Regions from separate parts of the Mus musculus genome. Here region 2 is linked to region 1. The links are chromatin contacts, found by POLR2A ChIA-PET in ENCODE. All regions are on one chromosome and are shown on one strand. The core of a region is the stretch at or near the end of the contact, and the rest is flanking DNA. Distances in the headings are between cores, read along the strand shown.

The links. ChIA-PET counts read pairs that join two places held with the same protein, here RNA polymerase II (POLR2A).
Region 2: POLR2A ChIA-PET joins it to region 1 with 17 read pairs in embryonic stem cell. The contact joins the promoter of Sf1 here to the promoter of Tm7sf2 in region 1. POLR2A ChIA-PET finds 5 or more read pairs at or near these places in 3 of 5 experiments (Patski and embryonic stem cell).

The regions. Positions count from the first base shown.
Region 1 is chr19:6,061,634-6,069,268 of GRCm38, reverse strand. It overlaps Tm7sf2 (transmembrane 7 superfamily member 2), which reads left to right and starts at 1,419. Exons shown (of 10, transcript NM_028454.2): 1 at 1,419-1,600; 2 at 1,950-2,146; 3 at 2,247-2,301; 4 at 2,576-2,770; 5 at 2,855-2,958; 6 at 5,071-5,190; 7 at 5,279-5,447; 8 at 5,662-5,742; 9 at 5,823-5,945; 10 at 6,196-6,448. The coding sequence starts at 1,549. The coding sequence ends at 6,356. It overlaps Vps51 (VPS51 GARP complex subunit), which reads left to right. Exons shown (of 10, transcript NM_001081041.1): 8 at 122-243; 9 at 327-414; 10 at 894-1,427. The coding sequence ends at 1,154. Znhit2 (zinc finger, HIT domain containing 2) reads right to left here. Exons shown (of 1, transcript NM_013859.2): 1 at 6,801-7,635. The coding sequence ends at 6,843.
Region 2 is chr19:6,361,790-6,368,720 of GRCm38, reverse strand. Sf1 (splicing factor 1) reads right to left here and starts at 5,031. Exons shown (of 13, transcript NM_001110791.1): 1 at 4,603-5,031; 2 at 2,929-3,057; 3 at 282-357. The coding sequence starts at 4,633. It overlaps Gm14966 (predicted gene 14966), which reads left to right and starts at 5,011. Exons shown (of 3, transcript NR_168058.1): 1 at 5,011-5,114.

The sequences.
Region 1 (7,635 bases), core at 170-2,669:
CTTGCTCCCACTCCCCTGATTGTGTAGGTGGTGACCATACCTAGGATTCTTCAACCAGCAGAGAGGGGAGGTTTTGTCAGTAACCATGCTCTGACCTTGCAGCGCATCTTTTCTCCCCCAGGTGGGGCTCCTGTATGAAGAGGGTGTCCGGAAGGCCCAGAGCAGTGACTCAAGCAAAAGGACTTTCTCTGTGTACAGCAGCTCCCGGCAGCAGGGCCGCTATGCACCCAGCTACACACCCAGGTCAGGCTGCTAGGAGCCTCCCTGAGAGACAGAAGAGGGAGGCTGGGCAGAGTGGCCTCTCACTCTTTCTTTCCCCCTTCCAGTGCTCCCATGGACACAAACCTCCTGAGCAATATTCAGAAGCTGTTCTCTGAACGGATCGATGTGTTCAGCCCCGTGGAATTCAACAAGGTCTGAAGTACCTTCTCCTCTACATCCCAGGGGAAGGGTGGCTCCCACACTAACCCAGAGAGCCCTAGGACCACATCTGAGCAGAATTAAAGATCACTTTACGTAATCTCTGTCTCTAGGTCCAGAGCAAAACCACCTTGTCCACACTTTACTCTCCAAACTAGTCTTTAGTCATCGGGGGTTCCCACTCATATCTTGATCTCTGCCCCTCCGAAGCCCAAGCTCAGCAATATCTTTCCTCCATTTTACTTTGTAGTCAGTGGTGACTGCTGCCCATCGTATTCATGAGGCCCCATCTCTGATCTGACCACCGGGGTTTACCTGCCCTCGCCTTTATGGTGGCAACATTGCATTGTTCCCTTCTTAGCTGAGCCCTAGAAATTTCTGTCTTTATCTCCCTTGCCTCTGCTCAGAATTTGGATGTATCCTCCTCCCCAAAAGACGGCAATCCTGAGCTGCATCCCTGTGTCCACCTGCAGGTGTCGGTGCTGACTGGCATCATTAAGATCAGCTTGAAGACACTACTGGAGTGTGTGCGCCTACGCACCTTTGGGCGCTTTGGGCTGCAGCAGGTGCAGGTGGACTGCCACTTCCTGCAGCTTTACTTGTGGCGCTTTGTGGCTGATGAGGAGCTAGTGCACCTGCTGCTGGACGAAGTAGTAGCCTCAGCTGCTCTGCGCTGTCCCGACCCAGTGCCCATGGAACCTAGTGTTGTCGAGGTCATCTGCGAGCGCGGCTAGAATCTGCCAACGAGTCGCGTAGTAGCCCTATCGCCCTGTCCTCCCTGTGCCCTGTTCTCATCCTAGAGGCCCTTCCCCGCTGGCGGGTTCATGGATCCTTCTAATAAACTTATGTGTCCTCCTCCTTCCTCTTGCCTGCAGGGGCGGGACCCGCCCGGGTTGGGTTTCAGTGCCGAAGCTTCTGAGGCGCCAGCATGGGGCCCGCCTCCCAGCGCTGATTGGCTACTGTGCTGGGCCCAGGGTGGGCAGAGGGCGCGTCCATTTAAAGATCAATGAACAAGAGCAGCAGCTTTTCCACCTCCGTGTCTGATGCAGAGCCATAACCCGGCATGGGGCGGTTTGTGTTTCCTTGATCGACTTTTGTGAACCATTGTTCCCCGGCAAAGCAGAGATCATGACTTCTCGTGAGGCCTCCCAGGCCCCACTGGAATTCGGGGGGCCGTTGGGTAAATGGGAAGGTTTGGGGTGGAGGCTGACCTGATGCCACTTAACGGGAGCAGGATAGGATACGAGCTCTATAGAAGGCTCGGAGCAGAAGGATCCGGTGCGCGGGTGTCGGGGTGTCTGCAGAAGAGGAGGGAGTGCTGACAGCAGCACAGCGGGGAGTTTGTGTAATGAAAGACAGTTGGGAGAGCAGGATGGTCTTTGGGAATGCCAGAGGGCAGAGGAACAAGATGAAAATTAAGATAGGAGTATGGCGCTGGGAAACTGCTAAGCAGGCAGGTGACTCAAGGCGCCCGAGGACTTGAGAGAGCTCTTGGGAGCAGTCACGCTACACAGTGGCCCTCTTTCCAGGCGTCGCGGCTTTACTGATCCTGCTGCCTGCCACCATGTTCCACCTGCTCCTGGCGGCTCGCTCGGGCCCGGCGCGCCTCCTGGCCCTACCGGCCTATCTGCCTGGGCTGGAGGAGCTGTGGAGCCCATGGGCTCTGCTGCTATTGTTCATCTGGCTCGGCCTGCAGGTGGCGCTCTATTTGCTGCCTGCACGCAAGGTGTGTGATCTGTTTTAACACACCAGGGAGGAGGGTGCAGGGAGGGCTGGAGCCTGGGAAGTCATCCCCAGCTCTTATAAAACCTGCCCTGTACCCGCAGGTGGCCGAAGGCCTGGAACTGAAGGACAAGAGTCGCCTGCGCTACCCTATTAATGGTGACTGGGGTTCCCCCCCCTCCCTGAATCGCAGTTAACATGGGTTGGGGTGGGTTCCAAGGGTGGTGGGAGGTTTATGGACCAGCTCTGATGACATGTTTGTGCCCTTATGGGAACCTCGCCGTGCATCTACCTCTTTTGCTACTACTCAGCTCCAGGCCAATGGCCAATGTTCTCCCAGAACTGCGTGTGTGTGTGTGTGTGTGTGTGTGTGTGTGTGTTGGCTTTGGAAGTATGCAAGCCACCCCAGGGCTCACTCTGTGCTGTGGTTCAGGCTTCCAGGCTCTGGTGCTAACAGCCCTGTTGATGGGGCTGGGGGTGTCAGTGGGGCTGCCCCTGGGGGCACTCCCTGGAATGCTCCTGCCCTTGGCCTTTGCGACCACTCTCACCAGCTTTATCTTCAGCCTCCTCCTCTATGCGAAGGCTTTGGTAGCTCCTGCCTCAGCCCTGGCTCCTGGGGGAAACTCAGGTGAGAAGGGTCCCAGTGAGGTAGGGATGAGGTAGGTGGGATGCATGCATACCTGGTGTGCCTTCACCTTCTGTTGTTCCCCAGGAAATTCCATGTATGACTTCTTTCTTGGACGGGAGCTGAACCCTCGCCTCGGTTCCTTTGACTTCAAATATTTCTGTGAGCTGAGACCTGGCCTCATTGGCTGGGTATGCTGACATGCTGGACTTAATTCTGCTGGACTTGGGCCAGGAGAAGAGCAGAGTGGGCTAGCATTGCTGGGTGGGCAGCAATCATTCATTCATTCATTTGCCAATATGTTGCTGTGTTATGAACCTATGGTTTTGCTTTAATAGAACAAGAGGGTTTTTAATATAAAATCTTGAGAGAGAGAGAGAGAGAGCGCGCGCATTTGGCTTATGTACATAAAGCCCTAGATTCCAACCCTAGCACCACAAAACTAAATCTATACCACAGTGATGACAGGCTGTATGGGGGAGCAAAGCAGGCAGCGAGCTGGGAAAGCAGGTGCAGCTTCGGATGTAGCGGCCAAATATAAAATCAACTTCAAAGACAGCTAAGGAGAAGCTTGAAGGACCAGGCAACTGCCTCCAGGGATTGTCAGATTTAACACCTTGTTTGTCATTGGTGGCCTTGACAACAGGCCAGCTGTTCTTGTGTTAAGATCACATGTACATGGGGTACATGGGTGGTGGCCAAGAGCTCCAAAGGGGCTCAGGCAAGGTCCTGCCTTCACTGTAGAGGCAGGAGTGCCCATGTCCACTGAATCTGAGTTTGGATTTGGTTTAGTTTTGAAACAGGTCTCACTCGGATAGTCCAGACTAGTCTCAAAATCAAGGTTCCTTCTACTTCCCTCAGCTAATCAAGTAACTAGGATTACAGTTACTACAATCCCACCAGGCCTAGTCCCAACATTAATCGGAGACTGGCCTGTCAACATATATGCCAGAATATAAGGTTATTTTCTCACTCATAAAACAGGATTGAATGAAATTTTCTTCTACAATTTCCTGTGAGGGCTGGGTGTAGTAGGGCATGCCTTTGATCCCAGCACTCCAGAGGCAATAGCAGGCAGATCTCTGTGAGTTCAAGGCCAGCCTGGTCTATATGGTTCCAAATCAACCAAAGCTACTTAGTGAAACTCTCTCTCTCTCTCTCTCTCTCTCTCTCTCTCACTCTCTCTCTCAAGAAAATACCACATCAGTATTACTGAAGAAACTACACTATTCAGGCCACTGGAGCTACTAGAAAGAGAGTCTAAAGCCAGGCAGTGGTGGTGCACACCCTTAATCCAGCACTTTGGCAGAGACAGGTGGATCTCTGAGTTCGAAGCTAGCCTGGTCTACAGAAAAAGTTTCAGGACAGCGAGGGATACACAAAGAAACCCTGACTTATTTATATTTTTTAAAGATGTATTTGATTTATATGAGTACACTGTAGCTGTTTCCAGACACACCAGAAGAGGGCATCAGATCTCTTTACAGATGGTTGTGAGCCACCATGTGGTTACTGGGAATTGAGCTCATGATCTTTGGAAGAGCAGTCAGTGCTCTTATCCACTGAGCCATCTCTCCAGCCCACCCCTTTTAAAAAAATATTTATTTATTTATTAAAGTACACTGTAGCTATCTTTAGACACTCTAGAAGAGGGCGACAGAACTTGTTATGGATGGTTGTGAACCACCATGTGGTTGCTGGGAATTAAACTCATGACCTTTGGAAGAGGTCATCTCTCCAGCCCCAAACTCTGACTTATAAAGAAGATGACAAAAAGGAGGAGGAGGAGGGGGGCCAGGTGGTGGTGTCGCACGCCTTTAATCCCAGCACTTGGGAGGCAGAGACAGGTGGATTTCTGAGTTCGAGGCCAGCCTGGTCTACAAAGTGAGTTCCAGGACAGCCAAGACTATACAGAGAAACCCTGTCTCGGAAAAAAAAAAAAAAAAAAAAGGGAGGAGGAGGAGGAAGAGGGTACAAAATTTAGGTTCATAATAAGCCAATTCTTAGCTCTACAAACATATTAGTGTTCCAACAAGAACTCAAGGCGGGGCCCTGATTACTCCTGTTTCCATATGGCAGTGGGGACGTGAGTTTTAGCAAAGAGACATATTCTGCCCAAGTGATAAAGCTCAGATTCCAAGGCAGGAGTTTTAAGTCAAGGCAGAGTCGCAATCCAGTGTGTCTCGAGTACACGACCTGGATCCATTCAACATGTGAGCGGGCAGCTGGAAGGAGGGCGAGGTCGGCACTGTTCTACCCAGATGCTCCACTTCAGACAATGGCCCTGTCCTCACTTCCTTTAGGTTTTCATTAACCTGGCCCTGCTGATGCAGGAGGCAGAGCTTCGGGGGAGTCCTTCCCTGGCTATGTGGCTGGTCAATGGCTTCCAGTTGCTGTATGTGGGTGATGCCCTCTGGTATGAGGTGAGACTGGATTGGAGAGCAAGAGGCAAGCAGGGGATCTTGAGGATGTCATCTGGACTAAGCCAGTATCTGGGTCATGTTCCTGCAGGAGTCTGTCCTCACCACCATGGACATAATACATGATGGTTTTGGCTTCATGCTGGTCTTTGGAGATCTAGCTTGGGTACCATTCACCTACAGCCTGCAGGCCCAGTTCCTGTTGTACCATCCACAGCCTCTGGGGTTGCCCATGGCCTTGCTCATCTGCCTCCTTAAGGGTCAGTAGGAGGGCCCTTCATTTCCCCTTCCCCTTCTATTCATGCTTTATTCAGTACCCCTCAGGTAGGGCCTAGGCTCTGACGCTTCTCTAAAGCTGGAAGCCAGCTCCTGGGTATCATAGCAGAGCCTGGGATTTGGACAGGCTTTGGTCAGGGTTAGGCAAAAGGCTGGGACTCCTACCTCACCACCTGCTCGTACCGTACCTTCCCTCAGTTATTGGTTACTACATCTTCCGAGGGGCCAACTCCCAGAAAAACACATTCAGGAAGAATCCTTCTGACCCCAGCGTGGCTGGTAAGCTGGGTCTCTTAGAGGTTATGGGTGAGATGAACCAGGAAGGCTCTGTGGTTCCGTTTCATTAGCTGTATTTCTAGGTCTTGAGACCATCCCGACTGCCACGGGGAGGCAGCTGCTGGTGTCTGGGTGGTGGGGTATGGTTCGACACCCCAACTACCTGGGAGATCTCATCATGGCTCTGGCATGGTCTTTGCCCTGTGGTGAGTGGGTTTTGGAGTAGGTCGGTGTGCCTGGTGGGAGGACTGACTAATCAGTTAATGGAGGTGGACACAAAACCTATGACCCGACACCCTGTGTGCCATCAGCTGTGAAAGCTTTTATATGAAATGGGTGCTAGTGCCTGATCATGCAGCCCCTTCCCACCAGGGCTATCCCATGGGTCCCTTCCCTCCAGGGCTATCCCATGGGTCCCTTCCCTCCAGGGCTATCCCATGGGTCCCTTCCCTCCAGGGCTATCCCATCTGCTGCCCTACTTCTACGTCCTCTACTTCACTGCACTGCTGGTGCACCGCGAGGCCAGAGATGAGCAGCAGTGCCTCCAAAAGTATGGCCGTGCCTGGCAGGAGTACTGCAAGCGTGTGCCTTACCGAATCATACCCTATGTCTACTGAAGCAGGTCCACCTAAGAGGTTGAAAGCAAGAGGAAGCCACTGCTTCCAGAAGGAAAGTATTTTTCCCTGTTGAATAAATGTTTTCAACCTTTCCTGTGTTTTTCTTCTATCCTGGGGCCAGTGACTTGAGGCTTGGGGGTGACTAGTTGACTAAGGAAAGCTTAGAAGTGGTTTGTGGGTCCAAAAGTCTGACGAGGAGAGACAACTGGGCACCTCAGGCCTGGGGGATGTGATGTAGTTCAGTTATAGAGTGCTTGTGTAGCACACAGGACGCCTCGGCTATTCAGCACTGTGTACATTAGCAAGGTGGTTAACCCCTGTAACCTCTCACTGTCCAGGTGGGTGACAGATCAAAGTTCCAGGGTCATCCTCAACTACACAGTAACTTCAAGAGAAGCCTAGGACAGGGCACTATCTTTACGGAAAAGGCACTGCTGACATTCGGGCAGACCAGACACATCTTTATTAATGACATGGATACCCAGTTCAGCCAGGGAGTTCCTCAATGAGAGTCCTTGGAGTGGGTGGCACTGGGCCTCCCCAAAGCCGTTCTAACTCTCCAGTAAGCGTTGCCATCTCCTCAGCTGTCACAGCATGGGCTCGGTGGGCTCTGGCACAGTCTAGCGCCAGGGGTGTGAGGGCAGCCTCGTTTTCGTTGGTCCAAGCCAGCAGGAACTGGCACTTCTTCCGAGCCCGGTAAAGTCGATCTCGCTCTCCACCAATCACAGCCTGCTTCCGGGCTCGTCCCAGGGTCTGAGCTAGGTGCCCCAGTGCTGTCAGAGTGTAGCCTTTCTGATTGACTGGACCCTCGCCCAGCAGGATTCGGGCAACTTCTTGCATAGCACCCCGCGTACCCAGGGGCCCAGGTGGGTGCTCGCCCGCTTCCAGTACGTGGGCTGCGGCCTGCAGGGCTTCCTCTGTAGAGCCAAAGACTTGCTGGGCTCCCAGGGCCCCAGAAACATCGAGCAGGGTGGCACAGAAGTCAGAGAGTAGCGCGTCGTCGTCCCCTCCATGATACAGGGCGAGAGTATGAGCGTAGGCGAACAGCACGTTGGGCAGCTGGAAGCGCACCAGCGGCGATGCCGGGCTGCGGCTCAGACTGGCCAGTGCTGGGATGCGAGCAGGCAATGCTAGCGGTCTGGCGGCACAGGAGTCTTCAGCAAATGGCTCTGCGGCAGCGGCATCATCCCCAGATTGCAGCGCGGTCCTCGCAGGGGCGGGCTCCGGCTCCGCAAGATCTCTGTTCGCGGCATGATCCAGCTCCTCCAGCAAACGTGGG
Region 2 (6,931 bases), core at 3,782-6,281, 300 kb before region 1:
CAGGTTAATGGCCACCTCTCACTGTCCCTAGGGGTGGGCAAATTACCAGGTTAAAACCTATATGCTTACCAATTAGAAACCAGTTAACCATTTTCTTTAACTTATTCTCCCATTAAGAGAACTTTTCTAACTGTTGACTGAGCATATAGTCTACTCTGGTCAGAATACCAGTCGTCTTAACTAGGAGTTATTGAACTGACACAATATGTTGCCACCAGTAAAAACATATTGAGAAAAAAGGTAAAAGCGTTACTGTCAGCTGGTTAAAACTGTTTCCCAACCTGTCCTCAGGGTTAGGGGGGATGCCCAGGTCTCCTGTGCGCAGTTTACGAGTCAGGTCTTCTATCTGTAGTTGCACTGGAAGAAACCAGGTTAGGAAAGAAAAAAAAGGATGGAAAAAAGACAATGTTACCAAAAAACATCTCAAATCTCAATAACAAGCATGAAGAACTCGGAGACTTTGAAAGGGACGACTGATCAGTGACACACTGAGGCAAAAACCCCCAACCACCTAGCGCAGGAGTCCATCTACATCTACAGCTAATGTCCACCTCAAAATGGTTATCACTTAAGGAAGCAAACAGTTTGTTGGAAGAGGGGTTAGCAGTTAAGACTGTTCACTAAAGCTTACAATTCCAATTATCAGGAGGTATTCACCTCTCCCTTCTCCACCAACACTTGCTTACGATTGGTACCCCAAACCAACGGCATTTAAGATATCAGTACCTGCTTCCCACCAAACTCAGGGCAAAACTTAAGTTTCTATTTCTTTAATAAGTATTAAACACAGCCCAAAAGTACTCAAATAACATGGGACAACAAAAATAGCAGTTGAGCAAAGATCATTTTCATTAAGACAAGATTTAAAACTCTTTAAGTAAGACACTCAATAACCAATTTAACATCTTACAGATTTGTGTGTGTACTTTCTGTACAACCAGATCTGTACTAAAAGAGCTCCCCAATACCTGCACCTTTACTCAAATACTGAGCAAACCACATACCTTTGTTCATAATCCAATGGGCCTAAGTAAGGTGCTGTAAACTATCATTTTCCCCCTTTTTTCCAGATAGGGTCTCAAAAAACACAGCCCTCGCTGTCCTGGAATGCACTGTGCAGACCAGGCTGGCCTAGAACCCAGAAATCATCTGCCTTTGCCTCAGTGACTGGGTTAAAGATGTGCACTACCTTCACCCGCCTAGGAGTTTATTTTCAGACCAGCTACTGATATCTTAGGAAGGTGTGTAGATGCTAAGTGAGGGTCAAGAGACTGTATATGGCCCCCAGGTTTGAAACATGAGAGATTCACTAAAAGCTGTCAGTAACTCAGACAAAATTTAACACAGCACTAGGATAGATAGCAAACCTAGAGTAGCTTCTTCGACATGGTATGTGACTGCTTCTGGTATGTATTTTTATTACGCCCCAGGTCTCTGAGAAAGCAGTAATGGCACAGTTTACCTACAATTAGGTTTAATACATACCTTAAATACAGAAAATTCTAATTATCTGCATTAAGACATGTTTCACAGGACTATACAACATCTCCATGCTGAAATACTGATTAAAAAAAAAAAAAAATCGACAGTGAAGAGGATACCAAGGACCCCTGGACAAAGCAAATGTGCCATGGAAACACTGCTACTCTCCAAGCTCCTTCATGACAACAAGCTCTAGGCTTGCAGCCAGACTAAGCTCAGCAACCTAGCAGCTCAGTACCATAGGGCAGCCTCTAGTTGTGGGATCTAACGTGAATAAACATCCAGCACTGAAGAATAAACCAGGAAAGACTGCTACCTCCCTTGAACTAAAAATGCACCCTAGCTTCTAACTCTGAGTTTATCTACTTCAACAAAATATGTAAATAGTCTCTAAGGGCTTGATGCATTAACTGGGCCTCCAGAGGAAGAGAGGGAGTTGTAAAGTACTGTTTTTTTAGACTGGTCTTGGGCTGTGGGAGCACTAAGACATCTTACAAGGTCCAACACTGGTCTAATGACACCCAAGGCTTAGGTGAGAGTAAACAGCAGGAGAAAGTAGGATTAGTAGTAAGTACTGTGAGAAGCAGACAATTCCACGCCTCAAAATCCTCAGCAATCTAAGAACCAGGAAATGAAGACCTCCAGACTCAGAGCACCTTAGCCTTGAAGCTGTCTGAGAAGGACACAGCTCAATGGACCCAACGAGGTTTCTGCCCCAAAGAGGATGTTTACTTGGTTAGTTGAAAATGTTTATCAAGTGCACTTTTTGAGACAGCAGGACAGATATAAAACTTCCATTTATTATGACCTTGGATTTTAAGTAATTTTGAGGTTTAATTCTACTGTGGACAGTAACCTAATTTTTTAAATTCTGCCACCACTTCATTTCAAATCAAACAGTAAACCCTTCCCAGCAGAGTCCTTTAGTGGTAAATTACAAGAGCCTGTTTTAAGACAGCTCTCTAAAGATGGAACAAGAAAGGATACTGAAGGGAAGGATTAAATTCAACAAAATGGGTAAACTATAAATGCTTTCCGAGCCACTTTTTGCTTAAACTATTTTGTACCTATAAAAAAACGAAACCACAATTTTAGGGAAAGGGAACCATGACATTATGGTGAAAGGCCATGCTACAAAAAAGCAACTGGTTTACAATACCTGCAGTGTTCTCCACTGGGGCCTGTCCAGAGAGGAAGATAGCATTCACCTCACCAATGAGCAAGAACAGCAGCTGAGAAGGGGGCTGCCGAGCTAAGAGCAGGCCCAAACAAGAAGCTGCAAATGCAGGACTGGCCAAGCAAATCACGGATTACACAGCTATGAAAGCATAGCTCATCACACCTTGTTCCCATGACTAAAATCTTAAGACTTTCAACAGGTTCATCACTCAGAACAATCTGCAGTAACAATCTGAAGATGCACCTGGATGTAGAACGTGTATTTACCTATGTAAGCTCTTTCCTGTTCCCGAGTCAGTCCAGGGGGTATAACTGTAGGCATGCCTGGAATCACTGTCTTCTGCTCCATTGTGTCTTGGTTCCATCGGCTCCTCTTCCTCTTCTTACTTGGGAAGTCTAAAGACAGACAGAGCCCATCAGGCAGAAATATGAACCAGAAGGCAAGCAGTTCATGATAATTAAAACTAAACTGAAATCACCTAAATTTTTAAAAAGAAAGAAATCTCAGAGGTCAGAGAAAACAAGCAGCCATTTTAAAGATCCTCCTGTCAGGAAAGTTAAGGAACAGTTCACATTTAGTTCTTTTAAAACGAAAATACTAGAGAATGTAACAAGGAACACATTTCTTTTGTAGTGTTAACATCAGAGTTTTTGCATATATTGGGTAAGAGCTCTACCACTGATGCATATCTCCAACTCTTTGGATCTTTTGTTTGTTTTTTGAGACAGAAGTCCCTTTAGAGAACCCTGGCAGTCTTAAACTATGTAGACTGGCATCAAACTCAAAGCCCCACCTTCCTCTGCCTCCAGAGTGCTAGGATTAAAAGCATGAACCATCATGCCCTTGCTTCCAAGACTTAATGCACAGAAACCCAGAATCAGAAGTGTACAGATACATATTATCAATTCTGAATGCCTTAAAGGGCAGAAAAGAGGAAACTGGAATGAGGCCCACAAAGCATTGGAACTCAAGCTACAAGAGTACACAACAAATCTCTTGCTACACATTACTGTGGGAAACATGCCATCCTTCAATATGACCATTCTTACTCGTGGAAAGATCAGTTTTCCTGACCAGTGGACACTTGTCATCAGAACTCTGATTTATTACATTCTTCCCTACATTTACCACACAAGGTTTTCTACTTCTCAGATTACAGGCCCAGAGAAAAAGCCTTTTAAAACAGCACGGGGAAAGCTGGTCACTCTGAGAACCTTCTAGAAAACAAAAGGAGAAAACCTTTAATAAATGATCGAACTCAAGCATCCCTAGTAGCCTTCCGAACTCGCCTCACTGTGAAAGGAGACACTCCTGCCACGGGGCTGCTAAAAACCATCAAGGGAGCCACTCACACCACGTCGTCCCGTGGACCTGACTCTCCTGTCCTCCATAGCAGGAGCTCAGGGGGCAACAGGTGGCTTCTTCCAAAACTACCACAATTGCGCCACAAAGCCTGAACGCCTCACTGCGTCTGCGCGAAGAACGCTTCCTCCCGCCCTTCTGGTTCTCGCGGTGCGCGTGCGCAATCGAAGCCTCCCAAACCAGGCCGCGCGTTCCCCGTGGCGCGTCCGCCCGGGCCTCCCGTGCGCGCGCGCGCGTCCTCGCCGCGTCCAACCGCGGTGGCGTTGCCCCTCCGTCGGCCGGTTCGGTTCGCCCGACGACTCTCGCGCTCTATCGGCCCGACTCACCTCCGCCGCCACCGGGCTGGCCCGGCTGCTGGTCCTGGCGCGGAGGCGACCCTCGCTGAAAAGAGCGGCGGCGGCGCGGGGGCGGCTGCTATGGCGGGTACGAGGCCGGGGGCGGCGGCGGTGACGGCACCGCCGCTAAGGACAAGGCCGTGGTTAGGGCCCCCGGCAGCGGCGTCCCGAGCGCCAATAGGCTGGGCTTGAAGCTGCCTCTGGGCCCAGGAAGTGGGGAAAGGCCTGGTAGGCCCAGCTTACCCAGCGGCGTGGCGTTCGCTCCGGTCGCCATGGCGCCCCAGGGGACCGGCAGCAGCGGTTCCTCGTCCTCCGCGGCGACTTCTCCTTCACGAACCTTCCGGGAGCTGGAGGTGGGGGGGAGGGGACCCGACTACGCGGCTGAAGAGCGCGGGGAGCCCGTCCTCTCACGCGGCGGGCGGCGGCGGCGCCAGACGCACAAAGAGGGAGGAGAAAGGACGCCGCGGGGGCGGGCTCGGGGCGGAGGGGCCGCGGCCTGGATTGGGCCGGCCCGAGGTGAGGTCGGAGGCAGCGGCCTCCGATTGGTGGAGCACTGGCTCTTTTCAATATGGGTCGGGATTGGCCGAACCGTTAGGCCCGGCGACGAAATGGCGGCGGGGCCGGGGGAACTGGGAGGTGTCGCAGCGCGCACTCCTTGTTACTGCGCGGACTGAGGCCAGAGTGGCAGGGGAATAGGAGGGGGCAAAGTCTGTGACGTGAGAGAACGGCTAGCTCATTGGCTGAAACCGATGGAGGTAAGCGCCTCGGCGTCGTAGTGCCACACGATTGGCTGAAACGATTCCCCTCCCCCAGGAGCCAGCCGCTCGAGAATGGAGAAAGCCGGGAGGAGAAGCCGGAACCAAGGCGGAGAGCAGGGGTGCGCATGCGTAGGGAGGGCACGCGTGTCCCCGCCCCCTTCCCCAGAGGGGCGGAACGGAGGCCTTAAGTGACGTTAGTCATTGTGCTAGAGGTAACTAGGGACCGCGGCGAAGGGGCGGGCTCGAGCTGACGAACAGGATACGTCGAAGCTGCAGGTAGAGTAGAGAAAGACTTCCTGTTTTCTCTGAAAAATAGTGTTACGAAATGGCTCAAAACTAGGGTAGTTGGTGGGTGTATTTAAAGACTTTATTTCATTCCGGTACAAGGTAGCCAAGTAGCCTGTCACCCGAGAACTTGAAAGGCTGAGACAGGAGAGCTGACATGAGTTTGGGGCTAACCTGGGGTACAGTATATCTGTCTCAAAAAATCCAGGTTCAATGGCACATACTAACTCTTGTAAAGGAAAAGTCAGGCGCTCCAAGTCCTTCTTGGAGAGGGGAGAGAAAGTCATTTCAAAAGTTAGTCTAAAAGTGTGCACTTCCAGGGAAATCTCAATGCGTTGGAAATTTGTTTCGGGTACCTTAAAATTACCCATAAAAATGGTAGGGAACTTGTAAATGAGACTGAGGCCAAACATTCCTTCCCATGAAATAAACATGAGAGTAATGAAACAGGTTAGCACAACATAATAGAACTGGGGATAGATAGGGTTCTCACAGAGAGGTTATTTAGACCCAGTAGGGGAAACAGTGTTTAATATGTAATTAGAGTGGCTAGAGAAATAGCAGATAAGACCAGGCACTGGCTACTCTTCCAGAGTCCCAGGTTGGATTCCTAGAACCTAAATGGTGACTCACAACCATCCGTAACTTCAGTCCCAGGATATCAGAACCCTCTTCTGGCCTCACAGGCACTGCATATATATGGTGCACAGACTTATATGCAGACAAAACACCCATATACATAAGACTAAGTAATCTTTTAAAATGATGTAGAAAAGTAGACATGTAGACAACAGAAGGTTTGGAGTAATCTAGGAATAAAGAGACTACAAAGATAAGAAACTCAAGTATGGTGGATGGTACAAGTCAACAGACTATGACAGGTAGGGAGGAAATGGCCATAGAACAGAGAAAGAGCAAATGTCTGGGCAGAAAATACAATTGAGTGGTAGAACCTAGCACATGTAACTCCCAGATTACATCAGCAGACATGTGAAAGTAGAAAAGCCAACTGTAATACCCAAGAAACCTATCAACCTAAGCAGAGGAGGGGCCAGCTCGGCAGTTAAGAGTGCTGGACAGCAGGGCGGTGGTGGCGCACGCCTTTAATCCCAGCACTCGGGAGGCAGAGGCAGGAGGATTTCTGAGTTTGAGGCCAGCCTGGTCTACAGAGTGAGTTCCAGGATAGCCAGGGCTACACAGAGAAACCCTGTCTGGAAAAACAAAACAAACAAAAAAAAAGAGTGCTGGATACTCTTCCACACCAACTAACAACCATCTCACTTCTGTTCCAGAGGATCGTGACTCCCTGTTCTGACACCTCAGGCACTGCTCTTACTGCTGATGTACAAACATACATGTAGATAAAACACTTATACACATTAAAATAATCTCTAAAGACTTAACAACGACAACAAAAGCCCCACAGTAGTAGAATACTTGCTTAGTATGGCCAAGGGCCTCGGTTCAGTCCCAAATACTGAAAACCATTATGTAGCTGGCCAGAGCAGGCTGTGGAAGTTTGAATGAGA